4 separate regions of the Homo sapiens genome follow, and all the other regions are linked to region 3. A link is a contact called in ENCODE Hi-C or POLR2A ChIA-PET data. All regions are on one chromosome and are shown on one strand. Each heading gives the region's core, a stretch centred on a gene start or an enhancer-like site at or near the end of the contact. The rest is flanking DNA. Distances are from core to core; before and after follow the strand shown.

Evidence for each region. A loop is a pair of places that touch in the nucleus more often than their neighbours do. ChIA-PET counts read pairs that join two places held with the same protein, here RNA polymerase II (POLR2A). Pooled maps may share reads with other maps.
Region 1: a pooled map shows a loop between it and region 3 (21-fold over the local background). The contact joins the promoter of SCIRT here to the promoter of SRF in region 3. A Hi-C loop is called at or near these places in 3 of 37 single-sample maps with no recorded cell type and 7 of 50 pooled maps.
Region 2: a loop to region 3 is called in a map of sigmoid colon, with 7 times the contacts of the local background. The contact joins the promoter of VEGFA here to the promoter of SRF in region 3. A Hi-C loop is called at or near these places in 2 of 168 maps with a recorded cell type or tissue (naive thymus-derived CD4-positive, alpha-beta T cell and sigmoid colon), 5 of 37 single-sample maps with no recorded cell type and 13 of 50 pooled maps.
Region 4: a loop to region 3 is called in a map of sigmoid colon, with 6 times the contacts of the local background. The contact joins the promoter of MRPL14 here to the promoter of SRF in region 3. A Hi-C loop is called at or near these places in 1 of 168 maps with a recorded cell type or tissue (sigmoid colon), 3 of 37 single-sample maps with no recorded cell type and 8 of 50 pooled maps. POLR2A ChIA-PET finds 5 or more read pairs at or near these places in 2 of 52 experiments (A673 and OCI-LY7).

Annotation. Positions count from the first base shown.
Region 1 is chr6:44,070,256-44,076,100 of GRCh38, reverse strand. It overlaps SCIRT (stem cell inhibitory RNA transcript), which reads left to right and starts at 1,449. Exons shown (of 5, transcript NR_125864.1): 1 at 1,449-1,604. RefSeq lists enhancers at 369-438, 1,559-1,818, 2,839-2,938, 2,979-3,038 and silencers at 2,329-2,588, 2,679-2,758.
Region 2 is chr6:43,768,842-43,774,325 of GRCh38, reverse strand. VEGFA (vascular endothelial growth factor A) reads right to left here and starts at 4,115. Exons shown (of 8, transcript NM_003376.6): 1 at 3,014-4,115. The coding sequence starts at 3,619. RefSeq lists enhancers at 627-1,392, 1,393-2,158, 2,159-2,924, 2,925-3,690 and silencers at 2,146-2,665, 2,736-3,675, 4,053-4,302.
Region 3 is chr6:43,166,857-43,172,642 of GRCh38, reverse strand. It overlaps SRF (serum response factor), which reads right to left and starts at 1,374. Exons shown (of 7, transcript NM_003131.4): 1 at 474-1,374. The coding sequence starts at 986. RefSeq lists enhancers at 1-155, 1-414, 1,441-2,170 and a silencer at 886-1,465.
Region 4 is chr6:44,125,793-44,131,257 of GRCh38, reverse strand. It overlaps MRPL14 (mitochondrial ribosomal protein L14), which reads left to right and starts at 3,806. Exons shown (of 3, transcript NM_032111.4): 1 at 3,806-3,914. It overlaps TMEM63B (transmembrane protein 63B), which reads right to left and starts at 3,704. Exons shown (of 24, transcript NM_018426.3): 1 at 3,580-3,704. RefSeq lists silencers at 3,024-3,183, 3,364-3,473, 3,514-3,913, 3,934-3,983, 4,014-4,073 and 1 more.

The DNA of each region.
Region 1 (5,845 bases), core at 200-2,699, 900 kb before region 3:
GGTCACAGCCCCCTACCTCCTCCCCTCCCCTCTCCTCCCCCTGTCCCCGCCCTGCCCCATTGCTTTCAGAGTAAATTAACTAATTACCTCCAATTAAAGCACCTGGCTCTCTGTATCCTCCTAGGCCTTCAATCACTGCTTCTGGGAGTCCTCTTCATCCAGGCAGGGTCTGGAAGGGGGCCTGACCAGTAAGTTGGAAGTCAGTGAATCAATGAAGTGGGGCGGGGAAGACAGGATGGAGGAAGCCCACAGTGCCATTTACTGCTTGGGAGTGGTCCAGGCAGCCAGGACCTCTGACTTGGCCAGCTTGCAGACTGAGGTTGGGTCTGGGGACTTGGGCCCTAGGGGGGCCTGTGAAGGCTGGGAGCAGGAGCTGCCTTTGGAGGTTAAGTCCCTGGTGAAGGGCCTGTGCAGATGTGTGCAGATGTCAAGGCCCTGAGGGTGACCCTAGAAGCCCCTCAGCAGGAGAAGCAACTTGAGGGTCAGGTCCTAGAAGCTAGCAGTTCTTGGCACCTGCTGCCTCCCTCACCCAGCAGGCAGGGAGAGACTCCAAATGCCTGTAGGCCCAACCAGTCCCTCCTGTCTTTAACCCCAGCTGGCTCCTCCTGCTGCTCAGGAAGTGAAAACCCCTCCATTCTTTTCTCCGGGCCCCCTTGGTGGCCCCCAGGCACAGGCCCAACACTAGCTCTGCCCAGCACTGTCCTGGCCCACCCCACGTGTAGGACGTGATGGGGAGGATACCTGGTGGCAGGAGGCAGACTGATGGATTGTTGACCTGGGTCTCACCTCTGGACGAGCTGGCCATTCCTGGGGACTGGGCAGGGTCACGCCAGGCTGTGACTCAGGCCCCTGCCCCACCATGCCAGGGACCTGGGCTTGGGCCATCCTCTGTGTATGTGGGGTGGGGTGGAGCAGAGGTTTGTCAATTGGAGGCTTCTCTTTGGGGACACCTCTCACAGCCCCAGGGAGCCAGACTATGACTAGAAGGATCAGGGTTTCCATGGCTGCTCCTCCCCACCCACCACCCCAATAGAGGCTGACAGGAAGGACTCCCAAGCAGGGCACAGCAGCCATATGAGTTAGTGGGTGTATGAGCCATCCAGGACAGGGGTAGGGCTCAGCACACAGGAAGGGCCACTCCTGGGGTGTCCTGAGCCCCTATCTGCCAGCTCGGCTTGTCTCCCTAGGCCCATGGAAAGCTGGCTCAAAACTCCCCACCTCCAGGAAGGCGTCACCATGCCTCGCTTGTTTGTGGCCAGCCCAGCGCTGCTCTCAGCTCCCACTTTTCACTTGTTTCTCTGCCTCTTGTCCCCTTTCCCAGATCCACCAAGCGTCTATGGGCAGACTGTTTTTTCCTGCACTTCCTAGTGGCCAGCAGAGGGCGCCGCCAAAAGACTGAGGCCACCACGGAGGGAACAGGAGAATCGGCTTTTTGGGGTCTAGCCACTGTGCAGAGCCCAGGCGCGTGGGTCGGTGTCGGGTGTGTGTGTACGTCTGTGTGTGTAATGAAACTGGACGCCTTCCTTCCCGGCGATCTTGACTTAACCTGTCAGCAGAGGGCTTGAGGTTAGACCACAGGTTGAACCTAGGTGGCTGCTGGAGAGGTAAGCCCAGGTGGCTCTTGGCAGGAAGAGGAGGATGAGTGAGTTGCTCCCTTCTAGCAACCCAAATGGGAAGGGACAACGGAGGTTGCCAGCTTTCCTCCCTGACCCTGGAAGAAGGGTTGGGAGGGGTTGCACAGAATAGCTGGTGTCCCACCCTGTGGGAGGAACTGCTATGGACATCTGGGCCACATCTGGTTTCCTGGCAAGGCAGGGAGCTGGTCTGTTTGGAATTCTTGGTCCACCGCTTGGTGGTCCCTCACCATTACATTCTAGGAGGACCCTTTACAAACAGGTGTATAGGGCGCAGCCCTGTAATGCGAGTGAGTCCACAGCAACCTAGTCGTGGTCACACTCCTTTGGAAGTGGCCCTAGGGGCCTGGGCAGCAGCCTGCTCCTCTGCGCCACTCGACCTTTCTGTGGCCATGTTGGAGTCTGCATGCTGAGATGCTGCCCTTTCCCCTTGGAAATGCTGGGAAATGTGCTCTGGTGTCCATCCTGGCCATGCCTCTTCCTCCAGGTGGGGTAAGAGATGAAAAGAGGAGTTAGTCTGCAGTACCTCTTAGGGACCCCACCCCATGAAAGGCGGAGTGGGGAAGTGCTTGCTGTTGGGTCACCTCCACGAAAGCTTGGGAATGCGGTTGGGACGGGTAGCGGGAGGAGGGGTCAGCAGGAGTGGTTCTTTCTTGGGTCTGGATTCTGGGTTTTGGGGACGAGACAACACGGAGGAAACCCCTCTTGGTCGGCTTGGTTCCAGGAGGCTCAGGCCGGGAGATGGCCGTAATGGCCTCGCAGAAAGAAGCGGGAGCGGGGGAGGGGGAAGGCTGAGCATCGAGCCCACCCGGACTCTCCCTCTGTCCTCCCCGCTGCGGGGGCCCACCCCTTCGCCCCCACCCCTCTATCTCCAGGGCCGCCGCGGCCCCTCCCCGAGACCTGGGCGCCGCCTCCCCCTCCCCTCCTCCTCCCCCTCCCACCCAGCGCTGCAGCTGCTGCCGACGGACCATTCTGCACGTAGCGAATGGAGGAGACGCACAAGGGAGGCCTCAAGTGCGCGCGCGCGGGAGCCGGAGCGGCGCGGGCGGGGGAGCGGCTGCGGGCGCGCGTGCGCGTGCGGCGCCGGCTTTGATCGCGCGCGCCGAGCTCCGGAGCGCGCTGCTCTTCTGAGCGCCGGGGTTGGGGATGCTGGGCGGTGAGCCTCCGTACCCTCTCCACTCCGCGCACGCTCTGTTACCCCTCCAGCAAACCCCGCCTCCAGCCAGGACCCTTTTCAGTTGCCACCCCAATAGTACTGTCCTCTGCGCGTAGTAGGGTCTTCTGTTACGGTGTGCCGGGTGACGGATTGTACAGTCAGCCAGGTCCTGGGCTAGGGTTTCACAGAGTTCAGAACATGCCCGTGTTCATGACCATATAGTTTCACTTTTGCCCCAGGATCTCTCAGCCTGGAGGCCCTCACCCGCCTGCCTCTGCTGCACCTCAAACCTAGGCAAGCCCCATAAAGCCCCTTATAAGGGCTTGGGAAGAAAAAACAAAGGAGTGCTTTGACTTTTATTTCCTCTGGGATGGGGAACTCCCAAGGGAGTTCATTTCCCTTTCACCCCCTCCTATGTTACCTGCACAGCTCCTACTCCCTGGGGTGTCCAGGACTCTGCTGGGCCCTGCCCACACCACTGACAAAGGTGTGGTATGGTAAGCACAGAGTCTGCGTCCTGGGACAACCCAGGGAGTACAGGGAGGCTGTGTCAGGCTATGGCAGGCAGGGCCTTCATCTTGGAGGTGTCTCCTGACTTCCAGGGGCACTCTCTTCACTTCCTGAATCCCTGATCAGGAAGGGGATTGGCAAGTGGCTGGCCTGCCACCTGGGCCACTGGCAAGTGGGTGGCCGGGGGGGGGGGGCTGTCTTCCTTCCCTGGATGGGCTACGTTGGCACCTCATTCCACCTTCCTCACTGTGCATCCTGGCTCTCCTGGCTAGGTGGGCATTGGGCAAGACAGGTGACAGGGCCTTGCAAAGGGATGTCTGAATAGGGTCGGTGGTGTTTTGAACCTCCCTGTGGGAGTGAACTGAAGGGGACTGGTCTGTGGAATGTGCAGGTGGAGGTAGCTGAGAGCTCTTTGTCACGTACTAACTTAAACTGGCCCCAGTTGTTTGACCCCTCTGAGCCTCAGTTTTCTGTGTAATGGGAGTACAGCATTCACCCAGCGGGGCTGTTGAGGATTAAAATATAATCTGCCTATAACATGCCTCATATGTTGGAGGCATGTATGAGGTAAACCTTTTTTTATTATTGTGTTTGAACTGGCTGAAAGTCTGGGGACATTTCCCTCAGCTTTGTTTCCATGGATAGAGTGAATTCAAATCCCGGAGCTGGCAGCTCCTTGGAATTTGAAGGTGGGCTTTGAGAAAACTGTAAAGAGGCCAGTAACATGTCATGTTTATGTCACCATCCAAGAATGAACCATTTCATACTAGTTTTCCAGACATTAATATCTGAAACCTTAAAAAGAGATATTTTGGATAGGAATCACTAGTGGATATTACACGCTTTCCGGGCTTTTAATCAGAGGTTACAGAACATGTGAGTCTTCATGACTCAGGGTTGTGGTTACAAGGGTCCATCAGTATCCTGGTTGTAATACAGTGAAAATCCAAGGCCTTTTTTGGCCCCACACCAACGGCTCATTCCATGAAGGCTACATTTTCGTAGTTCTTGTGTCTACTTTTATAGTACTTTATCACTTCATCAACTCTCTCCGTATAAACTATCACTTCTGTTACCATCACTTTGCCTGCCTCCAGGGCAGACCACCAAACCCACCCTATTCTCAACTTGTTTCTGTTTGGCTGTGGGCTGAGATGTCCGAAAATCACATCTGTTGGAAGATGTGAAAAACAACGAGATCTTTTGAACTTGACAAATTATATTAAAGTTCATCTGGAGAAATAAACATGCAAAAAGAGCTTGGAAAATCCTGAAAAAGAAGTATTATAAGGGACGACTAGTGCTACTAAAATGTTGTAGAAAGCTCCAATAATAAAATAGTTGGGTACTGGCACAAGAACAGACAGGCAGATCAAAGGAGCAGAGTAGAGGCCAGACACACACCCGTGAACAAATGGAAATTAAATATATGATAAAATGACATTTTAGATCAGAGGAGAAAAGATGAATTATTCAATCAAATTGGACAACTGGTTAGCTGTTAAGGGGGAAAAAAAAGAAATCCAGCTCCCCACTTCATCTCTTATTCTGAAATAAATCCCGATGGAGTGAAGATTTAAATGTAAAAAGGAAACCATAAAATTACTAGAAGAAAACATCTGAAAGTCTAAAAGTGTATGTTCTTGGATTGGGGAAAGTTTGACACAAAACCTAGGAGTCACAAAGGGAAAGAATTTTTTAAAATTGGCTGTATTAAAATATGACGTAGGGTGTTGTGTTACATGCCTGTAGTCCCAGCTCCTTGGGAGGCTGAGGTGGGAGGATAACTTGAGCCCAGGAATTTGAGGCCAGCCTGGGCACCACAGTGAGACTCCATCTCTGAAAAAAAAATGTGTTTTTAATGTAATATCCTGAATTCTAAAGACAACCGTCTGGAAAAAATATTTTTAACATAGATGACCGATGAGTTTTTACAAGTCAATAAGGAAAATAAAAACGAATAGAAAAATGGGCAAAGCACATAAACCGGTAAGGGGATACTAATGGTTAACAAGCAGGTGAAAATGCTCACCCTCAGTCAAAATAGAAGAAATCAAAATGAAGACATGAGAAGATTCTCTTTTCGCCAATTTGATTGACAACAACTAAAATGGGCAACCCCTCACTGTGTGGACACAGACATCCTCAGAGCTGGGGGGGAGGACAGTTGCACCTGTGAAGGGGATTGGCAGTATACATGAGAAGAATTAATTCACAAACCATGGACTCGAGGGTTCCATATCTAGGAATTTATCAGATGCACTGTTATAAATGTCACAAGTGTTCAAAGTATACATACAAGTGTGTTCATTGCAGTTTTGCTTCCAAACCTGAAAAACTGGAAGCAACATTAAGTCCATTAATAGGGCACGGATTGGATATGTTATGATGCCTCCAAACACCAATAGTATGCAGTGGTTGAAAAGAGTGAGGTTGAGGTTGTGTGTTGATATTCACTAAGTAGAAAAGCAAGTGGCAAGACATTCCTTGGGTGGTGCTACTCCATGAAGGGTGTGCCCTCTGCCAGCATGGGCATGGAGCCTAT
Region 2 (5,484 bases), core at 2,866-5,365, 600 kb before region 3:
GAGCAAGGCATGGGCATGGGCAGGGGCTGGGGTGCACAGGCCCAGCCACCCAGCCCCTCCTCCCTCCTCACTTCCCTCCCACCAACAGCCTCTGGCTTCTCCAAGTCTTCTGAGTCGAACAGGACACAACCGGGGGTCCCCACGGGCACAGAATATGCCCACCACTCCTGGACTGCTATGGTTATGAACCCGAGGAAGTTAAAGACTAACCAGATGTTGGGGGCTGGGGAGCTCGAAATGCAGGAGGAAAACCCCAGAATGCTTCACTGTCGAGGTCCCCTGTACCTTCCCCACACTTCCCTCTCCCTGCTCTCACTATCCCCCTAGTTCCCTGGTCCAAAGCCATGGTAAGTATTAAGGTCAAATAGGAGGACAAATTTGGACTGGGGCAGGAAGGAAGGACTAGGGGCGAGAAAAACAACATGGTGACCTTCTCCTGCTGACATGACAAATACCAGGGTGAGCTGGTGTTGGAGACGGAGGGGGGTGCCGAGGACCGAAGGGCACCAACCACCCTCCCCCATCCAAGCTCTTCTAGTCCTTAGGAATAACCCAGCATGCCCACAGGTTGCTTAGAGGGTAAAAACCCAGGAGGAGACCCTGGGGGAGAACCACATTTTCCTCTCTACACAAATCTCTCCAGAGCCTCAATAGATTTCCAAAGCCTCACCTGTCTCCCACTCCTACCTGTTCCCTGGTTTCTTCTCCCTCCCAGGGTGAGGAGGTGCCAAGCCCCTCTCACCTGGGCACCTTCAAATGCCACCAGGGACCAGGGAAGGCTTTTATGCCTTGGCACTGCCCAGCCCCTAGGGGGCCCCCTGCACCACCTTAGGCCTGAGGCCTCCTCTAACCCTCCCCACCCGCATCAGATCATTCCTCCCCTCGCCAGAAGCTGTGAAGGTCAACACGCCAAGACATGCGGACCTGACAGCACCCAAAAGGAAAGGCTTCTGCCAGCCCTTCCTGGGGGTCTCCAGCTCTCACCAACTCCCCTCCCGCCCAGCACTCGCAGAGCAGAGGGGCACTCTAGCCTACGGAACACCAGACCCTGCTAGGGGAGAGTCCCACTGTCCATCTTTCTTTCCCTCTCCTTCCCACACACCCCAAATGCACCCCACTCAGGTACCCCAGCCCTGCTCCCAGAGACAGCCAAGGTCACAGGAAGCCCCTCTCAAGAGAAAACAACAGTTACCAGGCTTCCAGCTGGACAGCTTACCACTGCGGCTCCTGCAGGGACCCCCTGGATTCTGCACCTCAGCCCCCTCACCCATTCCCATGACACCCCCTGCCTTCCCCCTGACAATATTCTCCCGGGACCCTCCACTCCTCCTGGGCCCCAAGGAGGAAAGGGGACGGAAATTTCATACCCCTTCCAAGGCCAGGGAGCACAGGAGGGGCGGTTCTAGGCAGGCAGGGGCCAGGTGTCCTTCTCTGGGGGCCTCTGAAGGTCACACTGTGGCCAGGCAGCCACTCCTCCCCCTCCTCCCTACTTGGAGGCCTGTAGCCAAGGCCTTTGTGCCAGGGTCTGAGGAACTTGCGGTGTTAGCAGCGACCCCTGTCCATGGCTTTCCTCTTGCCTCCTCTCCAAGGGAATTCTGGCTGAGGGAAGGCGTCAGAGAGGAGCGGAAAGGGACCCTTTAGAGTCCCTTTCAGAAGCAAGTTGGGTGGGCAGGTTTGGAGTTCCAAAAAAACACCTGCTCCAGGGCTGCCTTTCACCAGGACAAAGTGTGTGCAAGGCTGGCAGGAGCTCCTTTCCAGGGTTCAGGAAGGACTATTCCCATGCTGCCCGTGTCACAGCAAATTTCAAGCCATTTCTCCAAAAGGGTAAAGTGGGGCAATGACTCTTCAAATCCTCCCTTGACCCACCCCCACGAGAGCTAAAGCACAGCTCACTCGGAACTGTTGGCGAGGGAAGGGAAGCACACTGTCACCAAGTCGGGACTTTCGGTGGAATGTGACAAAGCGCCCAGTGGGCTCCCGCGCCACGACTTCTGACAGTGATCATCCTTTCCCTGGACTCTGGGGCCAGAAAGGGGTTAGATGGATCTTCTCCGCAGAGAGAAATGAAAATAAGCGGGGTGACAGGGGCTTCTCTCCAGGCTAAAAAGGAAATGGGTGAAGAGAAGGGGCGTCAGGAAATTCCTCCTAGCACTGGGCAGAGGTAGGGTCTGGAGACAGTAGGAAGGGGTAGGGATGGTTCTCTGGATCCCCGGGCTGGGGCTACCTCGAGAGGTCACCTTCCCGCGGAGGGCTGGCGGGGGGAGGGGTGCCGCTCGCCACTCTGGGCTCCCCATTCGGGCAGCCGAGGCTCCGGGAACACGCGGCCGGCCAGGCCCGGGCTGATGTAATCGGCTCCGCGCCGCGCGCACCCGGCCGGGCGGGGGAGGGCGGGCACCGAGCGGGACGCGAGCGGGGACGGGCGGGGTTGGCGCGGCGCAGGTGGCCCAGCAGGGAGGGGGGGTCCCCGCAGCAATCCACCCCAAAACTTTTCCCAAACTCGCGGCGAGGGCTGAAGAGACCGAGTGGCAGTGACAGCAAGCCCCCTCTCCCTCCTGCGCCCTGCCCCCTCCACGCTCTCTGCCCTCCCGCGGTCCAAGGTCCGAGCACCCCCTGCCCACTGGTCTCTGGCTCCCGCCCCCGCTGCTCAGACTTCCAGTTCGTCCGGGACCAGCGGCCGGGAGCAAACTTCAGCCGGCAGCGGCAACGCAAGCCCAGCCCCCTCGGCCTCCTCCTCCGGCTCCCGCCCTCGGCTGGTCGGCCCAGATCGTACGTGCGGTGACTCCGGTGGGTGGGCAGGGCCCGCGTGGGCGGTGAGCCTCTCTCCGGGTACCCTCCCACCTAGCGCGCGCGCCCCCTCCCCCTGCACCTAAGACGACAGAGGGGGACGCCGCACGCCTGGTGCCCATGGACCCGCGTGGGGCACGGAGCCCCCACGCGCGCGCTCGCACGCACGTCCCCAGCCGGGAGAGGCGCTCGCAGCGGCCCGCGGCGCCAGCAGGGCACGACCGCTTACCTTGGCATGGTGGAGGTAGAGCAGCAAGGCAAGGCTCCAATGCACCCAAGACAGCAGAAAGTTCATGGTTTCGGAGGCCCGACCGGGGCCGGCGCGGCTCGCGCTCCCTCTCCGGCTCGGGCTGTGGGGCGGCCCGCTCTCCTCGGCGCCTCGGCGAGCTACTCTTCCTCCCCGGCCCGAGGCCCGGGCCAGGGCCTGGGGAGCGCGCGCGGCTGGAGCACTGTCTGCGCACACCGCCGCCTCACCCGTCCATGAGCCCGGCTTCCGAGCGCCGAGTCGCCACTGCGGCCCCCTCTCCTCTTCCTTCTCTTCTTCCTCCTCCCCCTCCTCCGGCTGCGGCTCCTCCCGGCCCGAGCTAGCACTTCTCGCGGCTCCGCTCGGCTCGGCTTCCCCCGCGCGGACCACGGCTCCTCCGAAGCGAGAACAGCCCAGAAGTTGGACGAAAAGTTTCAGTGCGACGCCGCGAGCCCCGACCCCCTCCACCCCGCCTCCGGGCGCGGGCTCCGGCCCCTGCCCGCGGCTCGCCGCCGCGTCCACTGTCCGCCGCCGGCCGGGGAGGAGGTGGTAGCTGGGGCTGGGGGCGGTGTCTGTCTGTCTGTCCGTCAGCGCGACTGGTCAGCTGCGGGATCCCAAGGGGGAGGGCTCACGCCGCGCTCCGGCGGTCACCCCCAAAAGCAGGTCACTCACTTTGCCCCTGTCGCTTTCGCTGCTCGCACGCCCGCGCGCTCTCTCTGACCCCGTCTCTCTCTTCCTCGACTTCTCTCTGGAGCTCTTGCTACCTCTTTCCTCTTTCTGCTGGTTTCCAAAATCCACAGTGATTTGGGGAAGTAGAGCAATCTCCCCAAGCCGTCGGCCCGATTCAAGTGGGGAATGGCAAGCAAAAATAAATTAAAACGAGAAACAATACAGTTTTAAAAAAAAATGTTTAAGAAAAAAGAAGAGGGATAAAACCCGGATCAATGAATATCAAATTCCAGCACCGAGCGCCCTGGCCGGTGAGTCCGCTGACCGGTCCACCTAACCGCTGCGCCTCCCGACAGAGCGCTGGTGCTAGCCCCCAGCGCCACGACCTCCGAGCTACCCGGCTGCCCCAAGCCTCCGCGATCCTCCCCGCTACCAGCCGACTTTTAAAAAAAAAAGGGGGGGGCGCATGGCTCCGCCCCGCCGGGACCCCGCCCCCGGCCCGCCCCGGGGGGCGGGGACAGGCGAGCCTCAGCCCTTCCACACGCGGCTCGGGCCCGGGCTCTGCGGACGCTCAGTGAAGCCTGGCCCGCAGCCCGCCGCAATGAAGGGGAAGCTCGACCCCCACCAAGGTTCACAGCCTGAAAATTACCCATCCGCCCCCGGAAACTCTGTCCAGAGACACGCGCCCGCGGGGCATTGGCGAGGAGGGAGCAGGAAAGTGAGGTTACGTGCGGACAGGGCCTGAGAGCCGTTCCCTCTTTGCTAGGAATATTGAAGGGGGCAGGGGAAGGCGGAGAGCCGGACAGGGACGGGTGGGGAGAGGGACACACAGATCTATTGGAATCCTGGAGTGACCCCTGGCCTTCTCCCCGCTCCAACGCCCTCAACCCCACACGCACACACTCACTCACCCACACAGACACACACGTCCTCACTCTCGAAGACGCTGCTCGCTCCATTCACCCAGCTTCCCTGTGGTGGCCGAGCGCCCCCTAGTGACTGCCGTCTGCACACCCCGGCTCTGGCTAAAGAGGGAATGGGCTTTGGAAAGGGGGTGGGGGGAGTTTGCTCCTGGACCCCCTATTTCTGACCTCCCAAACAGCTACATATTTGGGACTGGAGTTGCTTCATGTACAGAGAGCCCAGGGCTGGGCACAGGGGCCACAGTGTGTCCCTCTGACAATGTGCCATCTGGAGCCCTCATCTGGCCTGCAGACATCAAAGTGAGCGGCAGCCAACAGGCTGGAGTGACTGGGGTCCTTTGGGAAGTGTCCAGGGATGCTTCCCAGGGGAGAAGAATTTGGCACCAAGTTTGTGGAGCTGAGAACGGGAAGCTGTGTGGTTCCGGGGTTAGTCAGTGACTGGGAGGGAAGAGGACCTGTTGGAGCCCACGTATGCACTGTGGAGTCTGGCAAAACCCAAAGGGGGAGGCAGCTGGGCAGACAGAGGCCCTTGTTCCTGCTGCCCCCCCAACCCCAGATGTTGCCAGGGAACTGAGGCCAGGGGGCTGGTGGGGGCGGGTGGAGGCCAGGGCCTGCGTGATGATTCAAACCTACCCGCCAGCACTAAGGAACGTCTGTAGGCCAGCTGCCCAGAGCTCCCACCAGGCCAGGGGCCAAGGCTTCTATCAGCCCAAGCCCAGACTCATAGCTCATCTTCTGAATAGAAATGGGGGTTTCGTCTCAGCTCCCCCATTCCCTCAGGATCCCTTGGCTACTTCTCCAGGCTCACAGCTTCTCCCCTATCCTTCCCCCAGTCCCCTCCCTTACCTCCAAGCCCCCTTTTCC
Region 3 (5,786 bases), core at 125-2,624:
CCACTTCCTCCCACACATGTTCGCTCATTGTTGTCATGCAGCTCCAGCCTCCTCACCTCCATACCTTCTCGTTTGCTCCCTGCTTTTCCGGCGCCCTCGTCCGAACACCGGAGTGCACTGGACCTACTGATCCCGGGTTCTCATTATCCACCTCCCCGGCAGCCTCGTAGCCTCCCATCACCGCTCCTCACCCCTTCACTCAGCAAGGGCCCTCTTCCTCTCTGGCGCCGGTCACTCCCACCTCTGCGCCTTTCCCCACGGTTGCGAGCGTTCGCGGGATCTCCCCTCTCCCCACATTTCCCCGGCGGCCCCTCCCCTTCGGCCCTCCCCGGGCAGGAGCCATCCCCTCCCACACACCTCCTGCGGACTCGCAGCCTCTCACCTCCGCCTCGGCTCTGCGGTCCTCCCGGGCTCCCTTTGCACATCCCCACCCCAACCGGGCCCCGGGGCCGGCCAGCCCCCCGGCTTGGTACCTTCTTCATGATGCCCGTCTTCCTCTTGCTGAAGGTCGTGTAGCGCCGCAGCTTGTTGTCGATGAACTCCATCTTGATCTTCACGCGGCCCCGGGTCTTCTTACCCGGCTTGGCCCCGCTCACCGCGCCGCTCACCGGCCCGTAGCCCCCGGTGGCCGCTGCCGACGCCTCGGGCCCACCGACCACCATACCGATCTCCATCTCGCTCAGGCTCCGCTTCAGGCCGCGCCGCTCGGCGCCCAGCTCCTCCTCCTCGCCCGACTCCGAGTCGCCCTCGCTGCCGCTGTAGAGGGCCCCCGCGGTGGGCGCCGGGGTGGTTGCCGCCGCTGCCGCAGCCTCCCGCTCCAGGCGGCCGGGCCCGAGCCCCGCGCCATTCCCGGGGACCCGGCCCCCGTTAGCCCCGCGTGTCCCGCCGCCGCCGCCCGGCCGCCCCGTCGGGGTCCGGTTCAGGCTGCCCCCCAGGGCCGAGCCCCGGCCCAGAGCCGCCGCGGCCCCAGCTTGGGTCGGTAACATGGCGCTCGATGCAGGAGGGCGGACGGGCAGTCAGCGAGGAATCGGAGCCGCCGCAGCCGCCGCCATCGGCTTCCCGGCTCAACCCGGCACTCCCGCTGCTGCTAGTGCCGCTATCGCTGCCGCGGCCGCCGCTGCGAACCCGGGGCCCCTGCACGCCCGGGCCGACCTGGGCCCTCACTTTCCTGCCCCTGTGGCCCGGGTTGCCCCAGGCCGCGCGCAGCGCCCCCTGTCCGTCTGCTAGGGCGGCGCGCCGGGCGGCCGTCAGCGTCCCCCGGGGGGCAGGGGCTGCTGGCCGCGGCCGAGACGGCGGGTGGAGGGGGCCGGGACCACGCGCTGGCGGCGGAGGGATCCCCCGACCCTTCCCCCCATATAAAGAGATACAATGTTTCCTTTTATGGCGAGGCCGCTCCTTATATGGTGAGCCCCAGCGCCCCCGCCCCATTGGTCCGTGGTTCCGGCACCTCCGCTCCCCATTGGCCCACAAGAGGGCGCTTATTTGCATAGACATACCGAACTCGTTGCTGTCATCTCGCGTCAGACCGCGACTCTGAGAGGGGTGGAGCCGACGCCTCTTAAAGGAACCGGAGAGCAGGCACGATTCCGCCTCCCTGAACCCGAGAATGATAGAACGGTTTGGGAGGCACCCGCGGAGAAGGAGGCTGGGACTGGAGCGCAGTCTTGCGGAAGAGAGGGAGCAGCACTAGTAAATGGGCACCGGGACCGCTGGAGGCAAACACTGGGGAAACCCCTGGGTGGATTGTGGGGTTTGCAGTAAATAAAAAAATACAGCCCAAATTCCAAGGGAGGAGTGCAGGGATTGATTGGAGCATTTCCTCACGCCTTCCTAAGGGAGGCACAGTTATTGGCTGAGCGGAGAGAGCTTGGGTCCCCGCCCGGTGTCCAGACTCGTCGCGCCCCAGCCTCTCAGCTCTAACTTTTCCCCTACCCCCAACTTCCCTTCCCTTTCCCTCGCTTTTGTAGGCGACGAAACTTTCCCACCGGGCTGGCTCGAGGATCTTCATTCATCATCCTCTGCACTGGGGGGTCTTTGGCAGACATACATCTGGAAAAGGCTGGTGGAGGGGAGGGCGAGAGAGAGAGATCGGCCTCCCAGTCCTGAGGCGGGCAGGGAGGAGAGACGGAGATCAGGGAGGAGAGATGGAGATCAGTGAAGACTTCCAGCTGCAGGCTGGACTTGGGGAGGAGGACGTCCCGAGGATAAAGCCCACCCTACAGCCAGTGCAAAGACTTGGGAAAGTGTGGCCCGACAGAAAGTTTAAGCCCAAGCAAGCACGCTCGCGCACACACACGCACATACACACACTTCTCTGGAAAGCCCGTTGGAGAAAAAAAAAAAAGTTTCACACAGGGTATCGCTCTGTCGCCCAACCTGGAGTGCAGTGGCGGGATCTGAGCTCATTGCAACCTCTGCCTCCCGGGTTCAAGCGATTCTCCCACCTCCGCCTCTCACGTAGCTGGAACTACAGGTGCGCGCCACCACTCTGGCCTAATTTTTGTATTTTTTGTAGAGATGGGGTTTTGCCATGTTGCCCAGACTGGTTTCGAACTCCTGGCCTCAAGCGATCCTTCCCCCTCGGCTTCCCAAAGTGCTGGGATTATAGGCATGAACCACCGTGCCCAGCAGAAAAAAAAAAAAAAAAAAAAAAAAACTTAAAAGATTAGAACTGGGGTGCTGCAAAGTGAGGTTCAAGCTCTGGGTCTGGGTCTTTTCTCCAAAGCAGTGAAAATAGCTTGGACTTTGCTGTTACAGAATTATTTAAATCTGGAATCTGCCTCTTGGTAAGCCCTGTGCCTGGAAACAAGTGACAAGTGATCTGATCTCTCCAGACGCAATATTCATCAATGCTGCTATCCATTCCCTGAGTTTTTTTTTTTTTTTTTTTTGAGACAGAGTCTCGCTCTGTCGCCCAGGCTGGAGTGCACTGGCACGATCTCGACTCACTGCAACCTCTGCCTCCCCAGTTCAAGCGATTCTCCTGCTGCCTCAGCTTCCCAAATAGCTGGGATTACAGGTGCCCACCACCACACCTGGCTAGTTATTTTGTGTTTTTAGTAGAGATGGGGTTTCGCCATGTTGTCCAGGCTGGTCTCGAACTGCTGACCTCAAGTGATCCTCCCACCTCGGTCTCCCAAGGTGCTGGGATTACAGGCATGAGCCACCATGCCGGGCCTATTCCATGAAATTCTTAATGCAGATTTAATGACATAAAGACTAAAGGGCAGAGTAATTGGTCAGTGGTTAGGCAATAGGAGTTACCTGGAGTAAGTCACCTCATCCTAGGGATAAAGCATCTTGGCATGTTTAAGGGGATGGGAGGCAGTGATTATTCCTGCCCGAAAAATTATGGAGATTAAATAAAGCAGTTGATTGTAACCTAGTCATTACTGGTAGTGGTAGTGATATCAATTCAGTATACTACAATCAACATTTAAAAGAATAAATTAATGGGTATCACAAAAAGCAAGGGCAAATATTGTTGCATAAAATGTTTGTTTGCATTATATATAGGTTGAACCCTACAAAATTGCCATTTTATAGGTCAAGAAGGTGGGATATTGTCAATTTCTCATAATTCAGTGTATGTGTGTAATGGATGACAATATTAACTGCATTTCTTACTGTGAGTCACAATCCAAAAGCTTGAAAAATACTGAAATAAAATATGTGCAAGTGATCAGTAAAATATAGTGTGTATTTTGTGTGTATAGTGAATAAAATATAGTGTGTATTTTTTGTCATATAGAGATAAGGTCTCCCTATGTTGCCCAGGCTGGTCTCAAACTTCTGGGCTCAAGCGATTCTCTCACCTCGGCCTCCCAAAGTGCTGGGATTAAAGGCCTGAGCCACTGCACCCAGCCCCCAATAGTTTTAAAGAGGTCTCCCCTCCCTCCACTAATTTACTCTTTACAACAGGTACTTAAACATATGGAACGTGTTAGCCCAAGAGGAAGAACAGGTCAAACAGATAAATAGGTTCCAGAAGGGTTTTAGGGACCACAAATGATGCCTGGGGTCATGTTTTGTCTGAGCACCATAATATTACAGCCAAAGCTCTGGGATTTCATTCCCACCTGCCCTCTAAAGACCCTTTCATTTGCGCCCCCTAGTTTAGACACATGCAGGGGTGACATCCCTCAGCAGGGACAACTGCTCTCTGTCACATCTATAGGGGAGGGTGTCTGGGAAGAACGCAGTCCTTAGCTTCCCTTCAAATAGGCTGCCCTCTCTTCAACTTCTCCCAACTCCTGGGTCATTGCACACCAGTGTTAGTGTCACAGCTTCTCTGTCTGCTTGGGATGGCCCATCTTCATGTCCTTTGTCACCACAGGGAGTCAGGAGGAGACCTCTACCCACACTATTGGATTACTGCAGGTTCCAGAGCCAAAAGTATTGCTAGGGATAAAGTCAAAATCAAAAACTGTCTCATAGAGGTGTTTTATTTGGACCTTATAACATTTAAAAATCATAAGAGTTTACATAAAAATCTGAATGTCTGGCCGGGCGTGGTGGCTCATGTCTGTAATCCCAGCACTTTGGGAAGCTAAGGTGGATGGATCACTTGAGGTCAGGAGTTCAAGACCAGCCTGGCCAACATGGTGAAACGCCATCTCTACTAAAAAAATAAAAAAGTAGCCGGGCATAGTGGCACACATCTGTAATCCCAGCTACACGAGAGGCTGAGGCAGGAGAATCACTTGAACCTGGGAGGCAGAGGTTGCAGTGAGCCTAAATGGGGCCACTGTACTCCGGCCTGAGCTACGGAGTGAGACTCCTTTTCAAAAAAAAAAAAAAATCTGAATATCTGACCTCTCTCAAAAAAATCAGAATTTTTGGTAACACTGGGCCTAGGTACCCACAAAAGCATTATAACCTGGAGCTGATGGTGGCCATAGAAGAGGCTCTCCACTTTACCATAGACTCCACGCAGCCTACTGAGCCTAGGTAAGCTCCTGCCTGGCTGCTCTGAAATGTGAAGTTGAAATGTTCCTCCGAAAAGGCCTGATCAGAGTAGCACCTTGCAACAGATGGGAGCTCATGTCCACCCCAGACCATGAAGGGCCTCTGTAAGTGCATGGGAATTTCAGCCAGATCCCTCACACCACACAGATTCCACCCTGACCTTTCTTTCTTTCTTCTGATTTTTATCACCTAACTAATAACAAACAAAAATTAAGGATTGCTTTTAAAAATTACTGTCATGGCTGGGTGCAGTGATTCACACCTAAAATCCCAGCACTTTTTGAGGTCAAGGTGGGAGGATAATTTGAGTCCGGGAGTTTTGACACCAGCCTGGACAACACAATGAGACCCCATCTCTTAAAAAAAAAAAACACAGGCAGGCAAGGTGGGTCATGCCTGTAATCCTAGCACTTTGGGAGGCCTAGGAGGGTGGATCACCTGAGGTCAGGAGTTCAAGACCAGCCTGGCCAACATGGCAAAAATCCCACCTCTCCTAAAAATACAAAAATTAGCCGGGCCTGGTGGTGTATGCCTATAATCCCAGCTACTCAGGAGGCTGAGGCAGGAGAATCACTTGAATCTGGAGGGGAGAGATTGCAGTGAGCCAAGATCGTGCCACTTCATTCCAGCCTGGGTGAAAGAGTGAAACTTCATCTCAAAAAAAAAAAAAAATGCTGGGGCACAGTGGCACGCATCTGTAGTCGTAGTCCCAGCTACTAGGGAGGCTGAGGTGGGAAGATTGCTTGAGCCCAGGCTGCAGTGAGCCATGATGGCACCACTGCACTCAATCTAGGTAAGAGGAAAACCCTGTCTCAAAA
Region 4 (5,465 bases), core at 2,557-5,056, 960 kb before region 3:
CAAGAATATATCCACAAGTGAGCATAAAAGTAGTAGTAGGTGCCAGGCACGGTGGCTCACACCTGTAATCCCAGCATTTTGGGAGGCCGAGCTGGGCAGATCACAGGGTCAGGAGTTCGAGACCAGCCTGGCCAACACAGTGAAACCCCGTCTCTACTAAAAAAATACAAAAATTAGCTGGGTGTGGTGGCATGCGTCTGTAGTCCCAGCTACTCGGGAGGCTGAGGCAGGAGAATCACTTGAACCCAGGAGGCAGAGGTTGCAGTGACCTTAGATCATGCCACTGCACTCCAGCCTGGGCGACAGAGTGAGACTCCATCTCAAAAAAAAAAGTAGTAGTAGGCAGGGTGGGGTGGCTCACCCCTGTAATCTCAGCACTTTTGAAGGCCAAGTGGGGAAGATACCTTGAGCCTAGGAGTTGGAGGCTGCAGTCAGCCATGATCATGCCACTGCACTCCAGCCTGGGCAAGAGAGCAAAACCTTGTCTCGAGGGGAAAAAAAAAAAAAAGCCAGGCATGGTGGCTCACACCTGTAATCCCAGCACTTTGGGAGGCTGTGGTGGGAGAATCACGTCAGCCCAGGAGTTCGAGACCAGCTTGGGCAACATAGCAAAACCCCGTCTCTACAAAAGATACCCCCCACCACCAAAATTTAGCTGGGCATGCTGGTGCATGTCTGTAGTCCCAGCTACTCCGGAAGCTGAGGTGCGAAGATCACCTGAGCCCAGGGAGTTCCAGGCTGCAGTGAACCAAGATCATGCCACTGCACTCCATCCTGGGCGACAGACAGAGACCGTGTCTAAAAAAAAAAAGGAAAGAAAAAAGAAAAACAGAAAAAGAAAAAAAAGTAGTAAAATAATAGTATTAAATGTTTATTTAACTCTTCTTTTGTGCCAAGCACTGTTCTAAGCACTTTACAAATGTAACTCATTTGCTCCCCATCACAACCCCAGGAGGACACTGAGATACAGAGAGAGTATATGAGCTGCTCAAGGTCACACAGCCAGTCTGTGGTAGACCCAGATAAGGACCCAGGCTGCCTGGCTCGAGTGTATGCTCTTAACCACTGCACTTTGCAGAGTTATCTGCAAACAAGAGCCACTTCCACCAGGGAGCCGGAGGCAGTCAGTTACCACACTGGAGAAATGCCATACCCTATTTCTACCTGCTTGCCTTTCCTCTTGCTTGTAGCTTCCCTCCACTCAGGCCTTGGGTTTGTGATTTCAGGTTCTGAGGCAGGCATAGGGGACAGGCACCATAGTCTGGTGGTTAAAAGCACAGACTCTAGGATGTGACAGACCAGGCTTCTAACCTGGGAAAATTACTTAGTCACCCTGGGCCTCAGTTTCTTCATTTGTAAAATGGGACAATAATCCAGTTGTGTTGTTGTTCTGGGGATTAAACAAGATGACTTATGTAAAGCTCTTAATATAGTTCAAGGCATATAATGGGCTCTAGGAATTAGTTATTGTTATTAATAAGGTATGGAATAAAAGGGGTTGGTTTAGAGAAAGAAAATTGGTAAAAACAAAAATAAGATAAAAACACAGAATGTAACATGATAGAAATATAACAGAGCCCCTCAGTCAGGTTGGGCTTCTTATTTAGACCTAAGGGTTTACACTGTGTTAGGGACTCTGCCACTGAGTGACAGGGAATATTCTCACTCTTTGAACATACCCCATCCATCTGTGGTAGCCTGGGAGGTGGAGGCATGGGAGAGTTATGGGTCAGAAGTTCAGAGATGATAACCCATTATTGATCAATTACCAGGAAGGATGCCAAGCTCTTTACTTCTGTTACCTTGTTTGATTCCCATGATAAAACTTGTAAGGAGGTGGTAGTAACCACACTTTTTTTCTTTTTCTTTTCTTTCTTTTTTTTTTTTTTTTTGAGACAGTCTTGCTCTGTCACCCAGGCTGGAGTGAAGTGCCACAATCTCGGCTCACTGCAACCTCCGCCTCCCAGGTTTAAGCCATTCTCCTGCCTCAGCCTCCTGAGTAGCTGGGATTACAGGTGTGTGCCACCATGCCCGGCTAATTTTTGTATTTTTAGTAGCGATGGGGTTTCACCATGTTGGCCAGGCTGGTCTCGAACTCCTGACCTCAAGTGATCTGTCCGCCTCAGTCTCCCAAAGTGCTGGAATTATAGGCATAAACACTTTTTAATGAAAACTGAGGTTCAGACAGGTTAAGTAACTTGTCAAGGTCACACAGCTGAAGAATAGTAGAGCTAGAATTTGAACGCAGGTCTCTAAGACTCTGCTATACTTGGAGAGAACTTGAATGATGTCCAAGGGGGTTCTTAGTTACCCACTGCCTGCCTTCTGCCTTGCCATGTCCCCATCCACCCACAGGCCAAGACTGCACTGAGTGAGCCAACAGCAGGCCCCAGCATGTGCCACCTGGGGCATGCCAAGGCCTGGACCCTCTGGTGCCCTGGAGGACAATCACGCTGCCAGCACACCCCCACTTGAAGCCTGGCTGACACTCCCACTCCCCACCTCACCCTGGCCTGGGAGGCAGGATGGGCCCCTCTTCAGCAGGTGTTGGGCACAGCCTCATTGCTCCCCGGCTGCTGCAGACTGGTAATGGGTAGGCAAGCCCCAGCCCCCCAGGGCGGTGGAGTGCTCAGGCTTGCCCCGAGCGGCCAGACCTCTGCCCAGGGGACCCAGGCAGGGGGCAGCACAGCGCCCCAAGGGCAGCCAGCCCCTCTGACCTCTCCTCCCCACTTCCCAAGCGTCCTTTCCTTTTCTGGGGAACAAGGTGCCAAGCTTTGGGACTGTCCGCCTTAGGCGGTCAAGACAGCCAGGAGGGACAAAGCGGCGCCCCCTCCCCACAACAGGGCCTTTGCCCCACTCTCGGTTTCGCGTCTGAATCTTTTCCCCACCGCACCCTCCAACGCAGGCCCGGGCGGCTCATGAATGAACTGCACTGTGTGGGGCGCAAGGAGAGGACACGCTCCCGGGGCCGGCCGCCTCTCCAGCCCGCCGACCAGTCAGTCCCCAGAGCCGGGGGCAGCGGCCGGCCTCGTGCCAGCACCTGCGAACCCTGCCCTTGCCCGAGCCCGAGCCCTTACCCCGGACCGGCTTCGGGTGTACTCGCCCCCGGGAGCAGCAGAAAAAATAAAAGGCACAGAAGGCATCGGACTTGGCGACCCCGGGGTCCAAAACTCGGGGGCGGGGGCGGCTAGTTCCCCAAACGGCGGCGGACAGGCGGGGCGCAGCTGGCACCCCCGAGGGTCGCGCAGGGGACGCGCACCTGCACCGGGCAGGTGGGAGAAGAGTGGCACTCGGGGGCCGGGGGCGGGGGTCCCACCCTTTGGGATCTCCCCGGGGCTGGGGAGAGCCGGCGGCGCGTATCTGGACCTCCGGCAGGGGTTGGAGGACTCACATTTGGCTCGGGATGGTGCGGGGTTGGGGGCAGCGCGCGCCACCCCTGGGTCCCGCGGGCCCGGGCACCTCTGGGTCCCGCAGGAGGTTGAAGGGAGGGGACGCGCAGCTGAGTCCAGGTTTTTTCTTTGGGTGGTGGTGGGATCTTCGAAGAAAAGAGCGAGGGCTGGGTAGGGGTCGCGTACTCACCCCCAGGCGCAGACTCGGCTCCGGCTCGGAGCCCCGGGTTGGGGCGGGGCGGGGCTGGGGGAGGGGGAGGGGGAGTCGCTGGGCGGCTCGAGCTCCGGGCTCCTGCGGCGGCCGCGGCAGTGTATGGGGGAGGGGGAGCGGGGGGAGGGAGGGGGAGGGGGCGGAGCCCCGCAGGTCCCGCCCCGCACGCCGGCGCACGCAAGGTGCGCGCGCACTCTCAGATCGCGTCCGCCGGGCTGGGCCTGGCGCGCAGGCGCTAGGAAGAGGCCGCGTGGGGCGAAGGCGGCGCTTGGCTGGTGGGGCCCGCGGCGGGATTTTCCCGGGCGGCGAGAGCGGTATGGTGGGGGGCAGGGGTGGGCGTTAAGTCCTCATTCCCTCCTTCTCCTCTTCCTTTCTCTGCAGTAGGGGAGGCCCACTCCCCGGGGTGAGTGAGGAGAGGCCAGAGTGGGAGGCAGAGCGTCAGTGGGAGGGGTCCCGACGGGGAGGGGGGGGTCCCGACGGGGAGGGGGGTCCCGACGGGGAGGGGAGGCCCCTTACCCGGATCCTCCTCCCTTCCGCTCTCCGTGGGCTGCTTCTGCGACCCCCAAGTCCGTGGCCGGCGCTCACCTGCTTTCCCCGGGTTGCGGCGTCGACTTGGGGAGGGCGGGCTGCGTTCAGCCGTCGCTGGTCACTCCGGAGCGTCTCCTCCGGCTTCTCCGCTTTCCGCGCTCCCCTCCCCTTTCCCAACTTAGGTCTGGAGATGAGTTAGCCAGACGCCTCTGTGGTGTGAGGATTGAGTTTTTGCTTTCACTCTGTCAACGCTGATGAGTGCGCCCTCCCCCAGGCCAGGGGGTTCCCTGGTTTCTTATTTCACCAGAGACTGCATCTACCAGTGATTAAGACTGGAAAGATGAAGGGAGAGACTGAGACTCTTTCTATATATCACCCACACAAATAGATCATAAAGGCACAACGGGCACCAACCTGGTCATTTAATTTCTGGTTCCTGGAGGGGACAAAAAGGAAGTATTGCTTTCCACAGCCGACGATAAATGAACTTTGCCACCGTAAGAGACGGACGGGACTGAATTTATAAAGAGGTTAAAAGGGCATATGACAGACACCTCAGGCTACTTGGGAAACTCTGGGAGTTTGGGAGATAATTAACTCTCAGGGCTGGTGGTGGTGGGGAACTGCCACTGCTGAACAGAAGGACACTGCCCACCTGGGGGGTTTGGATCTTGTAGTTGGTCAGCGTCTCTGCTGTATGCTGGATTTTCAAGAGTTCATTAGTAGCTTGTGGAATGCAACTGTAAGGTTTGATTTATTGCAGTGTTTTTCAAACTGAATCCTATTGGTGAGTTGGAAATCAGTTTAGTAGATCACGGCCACTTGAAATAGAAAATATCAGAGGGTGTTGCACTTAGGGTATTGTTTCTTGACACTTCAGGTGTACACACACGTGTGAGTGTACTAGGAGGTGTTCTACAGTGTGTTTCTGTAGGTCGCAGTGAGAAAAATTTGAAAAGCGTTGTCTCCTGTGCCCTTCTATTTGCCCTCTTGCCTTTCTTTGCCTGAGTTTTCAGTCACTTAAAATTGTCTGAGGATGCAGTTAGCATGCCAGGAATATACAGTAAAGAACAAGGTGGATCTTCTTCACGGAGGTTACTGTGTGAGACGAAAGACAGTTCACTGTTCATCACTGGAAATACTGTACGTGCTACTGAAAAACAAGGATTTTATTGAGGTAAGAAGTTGGTTGGCTTAATTAGGAAGGGCAGTTTTTCAACTGTGAAAGAAAGGAAGATGGAGATGAAGCCCGTTTTTGGTAAAGTGCTTGGTGGGAAGGGTCTTTGTAGGTTTGGATTCTGGGAGTTGTGAAATTGGTGTAATCTGTTGCTTGTGTG